2 separate regions of the Homo sapiens genome follow, and region 2 is linked to region 1. Evidence: chromatin contacts called from ENCODE Hi-C or POLR2A ChIA-PET data. All regions are on one chromosome and are shown on one strand. The core of a region is the stretch at or near the end of the contact, and the rest is flanking DNA. Distances in the headings are between cores, read along the strand shown. Region 1 overlaps EBF1 (EBF transcription factor 1). Region 2 has its middle 34 kb from the start of LINC02202.

Region 1 (7,731 bases), core at 2,133-4,632:
AGGGGAAAAAAATTACAGAGAAGTAATTGGGCCGGGCGCAGTGGCTCACGCCTGTAATCCCAGCACTTTGGGAGGCCGAGGAGGGCGGATCACGAGGTCAGGAGTTCAAGACCAGCCTGGCCAACATGGTGAAACCCCATCTCTACTAAAAATACAAAAATCAGCCGGGAGTGGTGGCGGGCACCTGTAATCCCAGCTACTTGGGAGTCTGAGGCAAGAGAATCGCTTGAATCCGGGAGGCAGGGGTTGTAGTGAGCCGAGATTGCACCACTGCACTCCAGAATGGGCAACAAGAGCGAAACTCCATCTAAAAAAAAAAGAGAGAGAGAGAGAAGTAATTGCAGAGTAGATGTATATTAGAGGCCTCAGGACTTAGAGCTAAAAAACAGCAGACGCAGGATTCAAACTGAGGGCTAACTCAGCAGCCTGGGACCTCCACCTTCTGCTTTTCATATCAACAATGGCCATATCTCACTGCTCCTCTCTTTCCAGAGCACAGGGGCCAGAGTGAGACCTGGAATGTGACTGACTTTTAGACCAGAGCTGGACATCAAAATGAATTCCATCCCATTCTTAATTGTCACTTTGGAAGACTGCTTGAGAGCATTTGCAGCTCTTCTTGGAAATCCAGGCAGAATGTTTTGAGTTCATCTCAATATAGTAGTTCCCTTACAGGGACGCATCATTTCTGATCTAAAATGATCTTTAATCGACTGATGTTTTACACCAGCCTCGTTATCAAATTACTGCTGGCTGTTTCCGAAACTCAGATCAACCCTCAAAGAGTAGAAGTGTGCTACCATTGAGGGGAGTCACAAGAAGATGCTGCAGGTTCAGCCAGCAGCTGAAAGGAAGAGTAGCAAAGAGTTGCTTAGCAATGGCTTACCAAAGGAGGAGTACCTGCAGGCCATTGCTTTGTTTATGCAACAAATACTTATTTCTTACAGTTGTTACTTATTTGTTACAAGCTCCTGCTTGAATATGCCAGATACTGCATTAATTAAATAAATATAAATGTGTGTGTGTGTGTGTGTGTGTGTGTGTGTGTGTGTGTGTGTGTGTGTCTTTCAGATTTAGAAATTTGCCCAAGGTCACAAAGCTAATAAATGGCAAAGGCAAGATTTGAACCCATGTCAAACTCCAGCAACACACTCCAGTCCACAGTCTTGTAGTACCAAGGAGGCTTCTACTTTGGAGCGACACGGTGTGTCACAGGCTTTTCAGATCAAGTTCTATGCTGCAGTTTCCTTTCACTGAGATGCAGCCTAATGGTCTCTGAATGTTTTTCACCAGGAGGAGAATGAGAGCTGAGAGTAACTTTCCCTGAAAGGACATTTGTAACCATTAAAAGAAAGAGAACTCAAAAAGAAGTTCAAGAGGGTTTTCAAAACTGGACTTTTAACTGGAAGCTTAATTGCAGGATGTACCTTAGAATGCACGCACACATAGACACACACACACACACGCACACACACACACGCACGCACACTTTCAGATATTCCTTCTAAAATAGCTCTTGACAATTTGTTTCAAATCATGAAATCACGACCTTAAGGTCTTCCAAGTTATCTTCAACCATCCAAACAATTAATTCTTTGAGAAAGACATACTTACTAAAAGAAAAAAGAAGTTGAAAATATTGAAAATATTATAGAAAGGTTCCAATGGAATTAACCAGAAGAGAAGGTTCTAGATGTTAAGCATGTACTACCACTCCCACTACCTCTGCCACCAACACTTCTTTTTTTTTTTTTTTTTTTTTTGAGATGGAGTCTCGCTCTGTCGCCCAGGCTGGAGTGCAGTGGCGCGATCTGGGCTCACTGCAAACTCCACCTCCCGGGTTCACACCATTCTCCTGCCTCAGCCTCCGGAGTAGCTGGGACTACAGGCGCCTGCCACCACGCCCAGCTAATTTTTTGTATTTTTAGTAGAGACCGGGTTTCACCGTGTTAGCCAAGATGGTCTCGATCTCCTGACCCTGTGATCCACCTGTCTAGGCCTCCCAAAGTGCTGGGATTACAGGCGTGAGCCACACTTCTAATGAAAAATGCTAGCAGCTCCCAATTACTAAGAACTCTGTGCCAAGCTCTCTGCTGAGTGCTTTCTATACATTATACCATTCACTCTTCACAAGCGCCCTGTGAGATAGACATTATTATCCCCATTTTACAGATGAGAAAACTGAGGCTTCATAAATTTAAACATTACTTGAACAGCCAATAAAATTATAGATATTTACCAGACTTTTCTGTAAGGTATTATTAATACAATGGTAAGCACTGTCATGGATGCAAGAAAATACTGGAATTTAAATGACAAAGATTAAGTCACATAAGAAATGAAAATTGATGAGGCAGGTCTAAGCAGGAAGTCCCAAGAGGGCAGGAACCAAATCTGTTTTGTTGCAAATTAGGTCTGGCATAATATCTGGCCTATAGGAGATGCTGAATCAACAGTTGTAGCTAAATGTAGAAAACAATACGTAGCAAGTGAGTATATTAGAACTCTCTGAACATTTTATCTCCAGAGCACTTGGTTAATCAAGGTTCAAGAAAAAAATGGTCCCAACTCTGCCACTACCATTTCAAAGCTCCTTGACCCAGGGTGTTTCAGGTAAGCCATAGTTCCATGGCATGTGCCTCTTCTTTTTATTTGGGTCTGGCACCAGAGGCTGAATCAGAAAATCTCCATTTCCCTTTGTCCCTATTCTGCCATGGACGCTTCCTCTGCCAAACATTTCATAGTTCCTTTATGGCCGCATGATATTTTTCAAGGGAAATGATTGGCAAACAGCCAATACCCCTAATGCAGAAAAGATGCCAACATCACTCCCAGGTTTAAATACCTTCAAGGAGACCCTCAACTGAAGTGGTCCTTACAACCAATCTGACTTTTTTTCACTCTCTTTTTGTGGGAATATCTTTTACACGAGGCTTAGAGGGAAAAAGGAAAAAATAATAATAAGAAAACGTAAAGAAAAAGAAAACCTGCCTGAAATGAAAAATTCCAATCTTGCCTCTGTAAAAATCCTTCAAGCCCAGTCAGCTGCCCCTCCCCCTTGATCCAAGCCTCTGTGTTTCCCGGCAAAGAGGTTAGAAAGCTGTTGAAAAACATTCTCCTGCTGAATTGAGACTGACATCTGACAGAGCTCGGTGGTGTCCTAACTTGAGTGAATTTAAATGACAAGCTTGGCTTTATAAGTAAGGGATCCTCTTTTACAATAGAACAGCATGATTGCTTCATGGCAGAGGGGGAAAAGAGGGAGAATCAAAGTTTTCTTCAAATCCCCAGTGGTGCCATTGACCTGTCAGAAGGTTGTGACCCACTCCTGTTAATCCATGCAAATCAGATGCCTCCAATTTGCGGTGCTGATTGGAGTACCACACCTTTAAATTCAGGAAGCGGCCTTAGAGTGAGGTTCCGATCACAGAGTTCAGTTCACCTCTCATTTTTTTCTTCTTCAAAAACATGATGACAGCTGACTTCCTTCCCGCCCTGCCCTTACTCAGTCAGGGAAGACTGTCTGATGGTTTCCTGATTAGCATCAAGGCAAAAGCAGCATGTTTTTCATAGGCTATCGCTATTACCTAAATTATAGGCCTGTTGCTCTCAGCATTTTCCCCCCACAGACAGGTTAATATACACATCCCACTGGTATTATTGCTTTGCGAAGTCACCCAGTCATTTTTATGACATAGAGGGGAGAAGGCCTGGAATTCCCCGGAAGAGGCTTCAGATCCAGATGAGAGACTCTTACACAACCAGAAACGCCGTTTTCTAACCATCCCATTCAAAACTTAACAACACTTCCCACGTTCAATGCCATGTGCCGTGCATATTTTAAACCATGGGTAATTTCAAGCAGAAACATTCAGAAAAAGAAAATGAAAAGGCTGGTATTTTGGATATCAGGAATATGTGATTGCCCACACGATTCGCACATTACTCAAGTTGTCCCCAAGTCATCTTGAACTGGCTACTTAAACAATGTAAGTGACCAGAATTTTTGTGCATCATATCAAGGTAATTCAAAATTCTAGTGAGAGGAGGGATTATTTAAAGGACTTCAGTGAATTTGCATTTTCCAAAGCTTGGAAAATAACTTTCTTAAAGAACCCCTGAACCATTAACATATCTGAGGAATAAATAATTGTAATAACCATTTGCCCATATTTTAGAAAATATACTATTCCTAACACCAAAAAAAGATGCCAAACATAAAACAAATCGAAATAAACTAAAACAAAAATATAAAGAAAAACTCTAGCTCTACTTAAGAATTTTTTTTTTTTTTTTGAGACGGAGTCTTACTCTGTCACCCTAGTTGGAGTGCAGTGGCTTGATCTCAGCTCACTGCAACCTCTGTCTCCAGCGTTCAAGAGATTCTTCTGCCTCAGCCTCCTGAGTAGCTGGGATTACAGGAGTGTGCCACCACACCTGGAAGATTTTTGTATTTTTAGTAGAGATGGGGTTTCACCATGTTGACCAAGCTTGTCTGAATCTCCTGACCTCAGGCAATCTGTCTGCCTCGGCCTCCCAAAGTGCTGGGATTACCGGCCTGAGCCACCAGGCCTGTTCAAGAATTTTAAAGACATAAATAATATATAATTCTTTCAAAATAGGAAGACTTTTAAGACAAAAGAATATATATGTATGTATATATATATATACTTTCAAGATAGAAAGACTCAATTTAGTAGAGATGTCAACTTCCCTAGTCTTTAATACATTACTCAACTTTCTAAAGACATTATTTTAACCAAAAATATGATTCATTCATATACAAGAATAAATAAGCAATAATAGTCATGAAAATGGGGGATGATTATATAATTAAAACACATTATACAGCCATAGCAATTAAAATCATGCAGTAAGAGAATCAAACTAGATCGACCAATCAATGGAACAGAACAGAAAGCCATGTGCCTATATATCCCTAGTTAGGGTGGCTATTCAAAATAGCAGAATTGACACCTACATTGTCCCTGGAGCTCCAGTCTGGAAGACATAATACCACACTCACTCCTTTAAATGCACCAGAGAAGCCCCTTTAAATTGATAGAGAAGGGTCTGAACTGAGGGGGAAGGAAAGGAGGGGACACTTAGAGCAGCAGATATTTACCAATCAGCATGGAAGCATTTTAAGATTTTAATAAGGGCTATAGTCATATTGTAAGTATCAGTGGAATATCTACCCTATATTTACTGATAATAAATGAGGCATTCTAAATCATTAAGAGAAAGTGAGCTTATTCAAAAATTGCCACTTAAATAAATGTTATTCAGAAAAAAATTGCTGTATCTAATTTATTTCTAAAAATAAATTATAGAAACACTAAAGAGGTTACATGTAAAAAGTGAAATCAACAAAGAACTAAAAGAAAATATAGGTGAAGATTTATCTGACCCTAGAGTAAAGAAGACATTGTTAAGCACAAAGCAAAAGAAAGACTCTAAAACTGGAAATGATTAATAGACTTAAGTATATTAAAATTGTACATCTCTGTAAAAAAAAATTTAAATTGAAGGGCAAACTGGAGGAAAATGTTTGAAAAATGTTTTTAAAAAATAGGTTCTCTAATGGTTTTTAAATATATCCACAAATTCTTCAAGAGGTGGAACTTCGTTTCTCTCTCCTGAATGTGGGCTAGAGTTAGTGACTTGCTCTTAACAAATAGAAGAAGACAAAAAGTGCAATGTGTGACTTCCAAGACTAGGTCAAAAAGGCCTGTCAGTTTCCTGTTTGCTCTCTGTAGGCTCACTCAGTGTGGGAGAAGCTGGCTGCCATGTCATCAGGATACCCAATCAGCCCCGGAAAGGCCTTGTATCAAGAAACTGAGGCCTCAGGCCAATAGCCCTGTGAACGAACTACCTTGGAAACAGATCTCCCAGCCCCGGTCGAGCCTTCAGATTGCTACATCTGACCTGAAATTCTTGTGAGACAATAAATGTTTATTTTTTGAAACCTAAATAAAAGCCCATAAGGGAAAAAAATAAGGGAGAAAATGAATAGGCAATTCACCAAAATATGCATATAAATGGCCAAAAACACAAAGAAAAATATTCGAGCTCAGTATTCAACCTCAGCAATAATCACAAAATATAAATACTATATTTCAGTTTACCAAGTTGGTACAAGTTTCTAAATGAGGTCCTTTGAGGACGCCAGTGAACTGCACTGTCTTAACACATAGTGAAAGTGTAAACAGTATAACCTTTTTGGAGGGCAATTTAGCCACATATATCAGAAGGCTTAAAAATGATCATCTCCTTCAATTCAAAGATTACACTTTGAGGAATTAAGCTTAAAGGAAAAAAAAATCATATTCAACCCAAAGATACACAAGGTGGCTCATTGCTGATTTTAACAATTGCAAAAAATTGAAAACTGACTACAGACTCTACAACAGAGTAAATAACTTATAGCCATAGGATGTAACGCTGTGCAACTATGTGTTTAAAAAATTATGAGATACACTATAATATTCACAATAAAAGAAAAAAGCAAGTCACAAAACAGCATAATCCAATTTTGTAAATACACAGTTCTGATATATACAGAGAAAATATTCTGAAAAAAATACAGATGTTAAAAAGATGATTTTTCCAAATTTTTGGATAAAAGATAATTTTTTCTTTCCAGTCTGTATTCTTTTAAATTCTCTACAGAGAATGTAAGTTACTCTTTTAATTTATTTTCTAAAAAATAAAAATCATTTTAGGAACAAGAGATAAATTATGTGCTTACCACCTACCACTAAGTAAAACTCCGACCAGTGGAGGTCATTTCTATTTTCTCAATAATTATTTCTTTATCTAAGCTTCTGAGGGAAAGAGAGCGAATTTTTTTAGGAAGAGAGAAAAATGAAATTTTGAAATCCTAGAAAGTCTTATTCCAGATGAAACAGGGAAAGCTTGATACTTTTTGTATAAACCTGAGTGGTTAGTGGCACAAATGCATCAACCCCATTTGTTTACACCTTGCATCTGTGCCGATGCACAGGCCGATCAACCATCTTTCCATACAAACGCTGAAGGTTACCAATTGTCACAGATTTGGACTGCTATCGATGGCAGCACAGGACTGTGTTTAAGTGATCTGATAAAGCCGGTGGCAGCTTGAGGGGCGGTATGCTTCCAAAATACGTAAACAACATTGTCAACAACTAGCCCATCCCATAAATGTAGCCCCCTTCTCAGATGTTTTGAAAATAAAATAGGCATCTCTTGCTTACCTTCCTGTAGGCCCCAAACAAAACAAACAATCACATTAAACTCAGAGCTTCCAATTCAAAAGCCTTGGAAACCAAGCCAATAACATAATGAAGTGAAGCTGCCAAGAGGCTGGGGACCGAGGCAAGCAGAGGACCATATACCCCATCTACAAGGCAACAACACCACAATGGCCAAACGAAACGCTTCCCCAAGCTCAATATGATCACAGTTGCCAGTTTGCAACTTTGACTCTGCACACTCCCTAGGAAGAGTTTCTAGAATCATGAAGTTTCTCAGTGCTATAAACCAGAGTGTCATTATAGAAAGCTTTGTTTTATCAGAGTACAACTTCTTATGTTCTATTCACTTTCCTCAGTTAACTAGCATTGCTTTCTGTACTGGGCTTATAAGAGAATGAAAGTAAATACTTTTTAAAGCCTACAAAGCCCATATAGGTACTTACAGTTCAGGGTGAAGAACAGTATATTAGAAGTCTGAGAGCAAGGTATAAAT
Region 2 (7,731 bases), core at 1,544-4,043, 170 kb after region 1:
TTCTCTGCAGTGGTTAAGTATGGGGTTGGGAAGACTATGCAAAGCTGACCACCCCCCGTGGTTGTTTCAATGGCAGCCTTATAATTTCTATGTAGAAGGGATGGGGCTGGCAGTCTGTTGAGGGCAGGATTTGGGGGACCACTTTAACCTATCTTCGTATAGCATTTTGCATAAAGGTAAGAAAGCTCAACTTCTCACACAAAGAATTAGGGTAGGATGGAGGGGTTTAAAGTTCCTCCAAATATCCTCAAATATCTCCTTGGAGTCACCACTGGGTGACACCACTGGTCAGTGCCTGTCACCTAGATCCCCAGAATCTTCATGGTTCCTGAGTCGTCCTAGCCTGGTTCTTCAGCTGCCTTTTTATTTCTGGAGACCCCCTTTCAATAACACAAATACCCTTTTTGGTTTAACTTGCCCAGAGTTGGTTTCTATTACTTGTACCACAGAAGGCTGATAGGGGATGGGGACGGACCCAGGCCCTAGATGAGATGAAGGAATTTTTAAAGCCTCTTTCATTGCTGTGGTTTTAAGATAAGCACAAATATAATTAGGCCTCTCTCATAGGAATCAATAGTTATAGATGTACTGGAAAGACAATACTTGGCTCAGTATCTTAAACAGACATGTTGGCTCTACACACTTGCAAACAATGAAATCAAGTATAATTTGCAGCCCTGGGGATATAGTTCCAGAAAGAGGCTCAAAGTACACTTACCAGTGGTATTCAGAAAGCCACGGAAGGGGACTCTGCCAGAACACCATCGTCCGCAGGCTGATGTCAACACATAATAAAACAATAGAGTGAACATTGGGGGAGGGAGGAATCTGTAACATAAAGAAGATAATGGAATCATCAACACTGATCAGCATCAGGAACAAATGGGGCTGGAGGAAACCTGAAGAATTCTTCAGAAAATCTCAAGTAAGTCTGCCAGCAGAAACTAACCATGCCTCACATTTGATTTCCACTGGTATATTTAGTATATTTCATGAAGTTGTGTAATATCTGCCCACCCTGCTTTGAATTTCAGCATAGTTACAGTGATGAAAACTAACAAAAAACAAACAAAAAACCCCCAAGAGATTCTTACTCTGATTTGGGGGTGGGGCCTGGGGGGTACAGTATAGTTCAACATAATTTGTTATAGAAAAAAAAGTTTCTATTGATTCATAATCAACCTTTTCAATGATGATTTTTTTGGGGGATGTGATCTCTCTGGACTTTTTTTTGGGAAAACATTGTTTCCTGCTAGACAAAGAGCAGTCTGTTTTGAACAGTGAAACTGACCTCTCAGCTTTTGAGTTTCTAATAGCAAATTAAATCTACCTCACCAGGAAAAGAAAATTATGAAGAGGTAACTTTTATAATGCAGGAAATAATTGGTGTATTGATCTTTATGAATTTCCTGATTTCTTTACCTTATAATGGTTTTCCTTAATGGCAACACATGCATTAAGAAAACAAAGCACATTTGATGGAAATTCGTTGTCTTCCCCTTTTTAAATTATTTAGTAACATTGGGCAGCTAAGAAATTGTTTCTGCTTCTATAAAACCCCCTATGCTAATTGTGGCCAGCAAATTAGTAATTATAATAGATGATACAAAGCAGGAAAGGGCTAAACTAATGTTAGGGAGTAAAGAATGCAATTAGATGGCTCAGCCTAACGCATCTTCACTCTGAATCTCTGTGAAGAAGGAAGAAAAAAGCTCTGCACCAAAATTAAAGGGGACTCGTTTTCTGATTGTGTCCTAGGGGATTTGGAGAAAGCTCAAGCAATTTGAAGGATACCCTCAGGTTGTACTCAGCAGAATTCCTGACCTCTGCCACATCCTATCTATCATGAGCCTTTATCAGGAGGAGATGGCACATCACAAGCCATTTGGTGGCACGTAATTGCTTCGACATTGACAGCAGAGGGGTATATATCACCTCCTCTGTTAAAAAGAGAGTGAGTGTTTTAAGTGGAAGAAGACTGAATGTAAAGGCAAATTTAAATAAACATTAAAGGGAAGTTAAACCAATACAAAACTGAAATGGATACCAAAATAAAATGAAAGCTTAAATATATGTTGAAGAAAACATTTAATAATGTATGATTTCTAATCATGCCCTTTAGAAATATTGAAGAATCAAGAATAAGAAAAAAAAAAGAATCTTATAGCTTAGAACAGCTTATAAAAGCATGAGACTGGTTTTGGACGGTACATGAAGTATTGTGGTTGGTTTTGTAAACTGCACAGAGAGAAAGGTCTTCTCAGTCTCAATTCTTCTGCTGACATTGAAAGGAAAGTCTCGGGGCTGGTCTGTCTTCAACTCCTCTTCAACACTGCCAAATCTCCCTTTTAAAAAAAGGAGGAAAAAAGAGTAGACTCATGCTCTGAGCCTTTGGCAAACAATCGCTTGAATTTAATTATATTACGTTGTTTTTATTACATTTATTTTTGTGGTTACCTTTATTTATGGCAAGTGAACTGGTTTCCACTTGTGATGGGCCTATGACATTTTTTTCTTTATTTACATTTTAAAAAGCTGAGTCAACTTAAAAACAAGTACTATATAAATAAAAGCTCTGAGTTTAAAAACAAAACAAAACAGAAAAATCAGTAGTGGGTTCAATGTCGTTGGACAAAAATCTTGTAAGGGGCACTGAAATAATTTTAGTTGAAAAAACATCAGTTTAAAGTCATAGACTACGAGAGCTTGAAGAGACTAAGAGCAGGCAATCCAAGTCTCCTCCACATGTGGAAACCAAGTCCAGAGACGGAGCAGTAACTGCCCGGCTCCCACGGCTTGTAATCGCAGAAACAAGCTTTAAGCCGGCTGCCTCCTTCCTCGTTGCTTTTACCATTATTTAATTTGTAGGCTTCACAAAGGCTATATGTGTTGAAATTGGCTAAATGTGCCCAGTCTAGAAATGAGTCAAAGTCAAGAGGCAGGCCACCAAGGAATTTATGTCTTTACTGATAAAATTTGTGCAACCTGCAAAACCACAGTGACATCTAGTGGTATTCCTTGAAAATGCAACTTTAAAAATATTTTTACATATTTAGAGGGTACAAGCGCAGGTTTCTTACATGCTTAGTAGTGAAGTCTAGGCTTCACTACTGGGTGCCCATCACCCAGATAGCGAACATTGTACACAACAGGTAGTTCTTCAACCCTCACGACCCTCCCACCCTTTCACCTTTTGTAGTGTCCAATGTCTATTCCACTCTGTATGTTCCTGTGTATCCATTGATCAGTTCCCAATTATAAGGGAGAACATGGGGTATTTGACTTTCTGTTTCTGAATTATTTCACTGAGGATAATGGCCTCCAGTTTCATCCATGTTGCTGCAAAAGACATGATTTTATTCTTTTTTATGGCTAAGTAGTATTCCGTGGTATATCTTTACTTCATTTCCTTTATCCAATCCTCCATTGATGGAGACAGTCAGGTTAACTCCATGTCTTTGCTATTGTGCATAGTGCTCTGATAAGCATATTAGTGCAAATATCTTTTTTTATATAATTGTTTCTTTCCCTTTGGGTTTATACCCAGTAGCAGGATTGCTGGATCAAATGGTAGTCCTATTTTTAGTTCTTTGAGAAATCATACTGTTTTCCATAAAGGTTGTATTAATATGCATTCCCACCAACAGTGTATAAGCATTCTCTTTACTTCACATCCTTGCCAACATCTATTGTTTTTAGACTTTTTAATAATTGCTATTCTGTCTGACTGTTGTAAGATAATATCTCATGGTTTACTTTGTGAAAATGCAACTCTTGATGCAACCCTTGACTTAAGCAGGCTTGTCATTAAAAAGGAAACATTGTTTTGTAGAATATCTCGTAGTGTGGGTTTGTCTATTTCCTCATGATTAGATTATTCTTAACAAGAATATCTCAGAGGTGAAGGAGTATCTTCCTTAGTGCATTATGTCAAGAGGTACATGATGAAGGCTTGTTCTATCATTGGCGATGCTAACTTCAGTCACTTGGTTACCGTGTTATCTCCCAGGTTTATCTCCTGTAGAGTTACTGTTCTTCCTTTCTTAATGATTTGAGGGACAATATTTTGAGGCTATATAAGCATCATTTTCCTTTTCAAACTTTCATCCACTAGTTTTAGTATCCATGGATAATTCTTGCCTAAATCAATTATTATTATAATAGTTGCAAAATGATAATTTTCTAATTCTGTCATTCCTTTCTCCATTTTATTAGTTAACATTTTACTCAAAGAGGGGCTTTCCCGATTCGCTTATGCATGTTTGCATTTATTTATTAGAATAAACTCATGAATGCTTACACAATCTACAATCTATGGATCTAGAATTCATGAGTCTATCATGAATAGGTTATATAGTAGATATTATATATCTTTAGATATATTATAGAGTACATATGCATGTATAGATTATGTCTAAATCTATAATCTATTGGTATTGTTATGTATTTCTTTTTAAAAATATAAATGTAGAACATCACACACTGGGGCCTGTTGGGGGTTGGGGGCTAGGGGAGGGAAAACATTAGGAGAAATACCTAATGTAGATGATGGGTTGATGGGTGCAGCAAACCACCATGGCACATGTATACCTATGTAACAAATCTGCACGTTCTGCATATGTATCCCAGAACTTAAAGTATAATAAAATAAATAAATAAAAATATAAACGTTTTGAAAGTCAAAATGGCGTGAAGAATTGTTTCGGATTAAGGAGACCAAAGAGACATGACAACTGAAAACAATGCATAATCCCGGGGTCAATTCTGCAAGGGACCTCAGGGGAGGCGCTGCAAACTGAAGGACATTATTGCGATGATGGGTGAAAGCTAAATAATTCTGTGAAGTAGATACTGCAGATTAAATAATAATACTGTACCTGTGTTACATTGTTTGGTTTTGATCATTTTACTGTAGTTATGTAAGAAAATGTCTTGCCTTAGGAAATACACACTGAAATATTTAGGGTTAAAAGGGCATTACATCTGCGGCTTATGCTCAAGTGGTTCAAAAATAATAGTGTGAGAGTGTGTGTGTGTATTGTGAAGAAATACAATCAAATACATCCTATTGTAATAGGATAATCAAATGTTGCAAAATGTTAACAACTGGTGAATCTGGGTGAAGGGTACATAAAAGTTCTAGCAACTTCTGTAAATTTGAAATTAAATCAAAATAAAAGTTACAAAAAAAGGTAAAATAAGATTTTAAAGAATTTTAAATTGTCTTTTTTTTTAAAAAAAAAAAAAAAAAGAGCAAAATAAACAAGTAAACTTGCACCTAGAAGCTTGAGAATGTCAAAGTCCTGTTAAGTTTCTTTCCACTGCTGCATACAGTTTGAGATAAAGTGCCGCTCTTTTCATTAGGGAATTACCTTGCTAGTCAAGGAAATCTATTATAAATTACTAGTTCAAATTCCCTAGATGCCTGAAAAATTCCTCAAAGGTACACACAATTTTATAAAAATTCACACATTTAATGTCATCACATACAGAAAACTGGCTATCCAGGTTGGGTCCTGGCATTGAACCCAACCAACCAACCATCTATGTTTGGACTAGAGGAAGCTGGCGATGAACAAATAAACAAAAGCTCCTCTGAAATATAATTATCCTCATCTTAAAAGGAAAAGAAACTGGAGTGCTGGCGAGGATGCAGTGGTGAGAGTGAGTCACTGGATCTGGAGTCGCTTCTTAAGGTGGTGCACCAGCCCTACCCACGACCTCATGGTTGTGAGTATGTGTCTAGCCTCCTCTCTCATGATTCCCCCTCTCTGCCCTCTTTCCTTAGCCTCTTCCACCCGCTAAGGAAACTGGAGTGCTGGCCAGGATGCAGTTGAGAGAGTGAGTCACTGGATCTGGGGGGGGGGGGAATTTGATGCAAAAGGGAATGAATTGGTCACCAGCAAAACGTCAATTGACAGGTAATGTGTATTGCATATCCTTAGGTTGTTCTCCTTCATAATAAGCCTGCTGTATGTATTAATAGGCACACTGCTACATACGCCTTGAAAATAAAGGAAATTGAACAGAACTTGGTACCAGGTGTGAACTGAGCGACACAGCACCCTCCCAGACATGACATTTAGGGTGGTGTGGGGTTAGTTTTCCTTAGATCACATGATTGTGATGCAGAGACTCTTTCCTGCCCTCCGGGAGCTGCCCTGCCCAGTTCCACTTCACTCTGCCAGGCCTAGAGCTCCTGCTCCTCTGTCTCTGTGTTCCTTGCTGTCTCTTCTAGGAAGCAAACATTGTATAGAGAAGAAAAGCAACAATAAAAAATATCTGGGCTGGGCGCAGTGGCTCATGCCTGTAATCCAGCACTTTGGGAGGCCGAGGCGGGTGGATCATTTGAGGTCAGGAGTTGGAGACCAGCCTGGCCAACATGGTGAAACCCCGTCTCTACTAAAAAGTACAAAAATTAGCGGGTGTGGTGGTGTGTGCCTGTAATCCCAGCTACTTGGGAGGCTGAGGCAGGAGAATTGCCTGAACCCATGAGGCGGAGGTTGCAGTGGGCTGAGATCACACCACTGCACTCCAGCCAGGGCGACAGAGTAAAACTCCATCTCAAAAAAATAAAATAAAATAAAATTTTATATATATGTGTGTGTGTGTATATATATGTGTATATATGTGTATATATATGTGTATATATGTATATATATGTGTGTATATATATATGTGTATATATATGTGTGTGTGTGTGTGTATATATATATATATATAGACTTTGGAGTTACATAGCTGTGTGTTAGAATCACAGTTCTGGAACTTACTAGTTGTGTGGTCTGTGGGGTTAATGTATTTAACCATGCAAACTTCAATTTCCTCGCCTGTAGGATGAGGGCTATTTTGAGTATATATTCTAGACCTGGCACTTATAAGGGATGACTGTACAATAGGTCCTGGGCAAAGCATTGTGGATCATGGAGGATGTCTGGTCCCTGAGCATCCTCCTCTCTTACCTTGACTGCCACAGTCTCTTGACTGATCTCTGGCATCCACTCGCGTCCTCCTTCCTGTCCATTGTCCACCCAATAGCAGTGTGAGTTTACTGAAAGGCAAATCTTCAGCACCAAGTCCAAACTTCTTAAGGTGGTGTACCAACCCACCCATGACCTCATGGTTGTGAGTATGTGTCTAGCCTCCTCTCTCATGATGCCCCCTCTCTGCCCTCTTTCCTTAGCCTCCTCCAGCCTCTAAGCTCTAGTGCTGTCCAATAGACTTTTCTGCAATAATGGACATATTCTGTATCTGTAAAGTCCAAAGTCATCACTGATCACATGTGCCCATTGGGCATGTGAAATGTGGCTAATGGGACTGAAGGACTGAATTTTTAATTTTTGAAACATTTTTAATTCAAATGTAAAAAGCCATATGAGGAGTGGCTGCCATAGCGGACAGAGCAAACACGTAAAACTTCTTCAAGTCTCCAACCAGCTATGTTCTCTCTTGCCTCTGGGTCCTTGCGTCACTGTTCTCACTCATGTAAATACTTCTTCATCCTTTATGTCTCAGCCTACATGTCACATGCTATATGCGTTCATATGATAGGATGAGATGTATATAAGCTCTGCCACTGACAAATTTTCAACCAGTAAACATTCATTGGTGCAAGTAAGGCTGTGCCTCAGGGAAATAACCCATTAATTGTACCTTTTGCTTTCTACCAACAGATGTGCAGGGTATTTTTCCCTCTGCCCTTGTTTGTTCATTAATCCATGGTAGGGGACA

What was found. A loop is a pair of places that touch in the nucleus more often than their neighbours do. ChIA-PET counts read pairs that join two places held with the same protein, here RNA polymerase II (POLR2A). Pooled maps may share reads with other maps.
Region 2: a pooled map shows a loop between it and region 1 (2.2-fold over the local background). The contact joins two enhancer-like sites. A Hi-C loop is called at or near these places in 3 of 50 pooled maps. POLR2A ChIA-PET finds 5 or more read pairs at or near these places in 2 of 52 experiments (A673 and OCI-LY7).

The regions. Positions count from the first base shown.
Region 1 is chr5:158,955,014-158,962,744 of GRCh38, forward strand. All of the region lies in intron 6 of EBF1 (EBF transcription factor 1), which reads right to left. Among named protein-coding and RNA genes, the nearest start is that of EBF1, 140 kb to the right of the region's middle. RefSeq lists enhancers at 2,807-3,669, 3,398-3,467, 3,498-3,547. Within about 2 kb of position 3,383, at least 5 of the 41 ENCODE cell types and tissues checked have a DNase peak (open chromatin) inside an H3K27ac peak, as active enhancers do.
Region 2 is chr5:159,130,343-159,138,073 of GRCh38, forward strand. No RefSeq gene overlaps it. Among named protein-coding and RNA genes, the nearest start is that of LINC02202, 34 kb to the left of the region's middle. Within about 2 kb of position 2,794, at least 5 of the 41 ENCODE cell types and tissues checked have a DNase peak (open chromatin) inside an H3K27ac peak, as active enhancers do.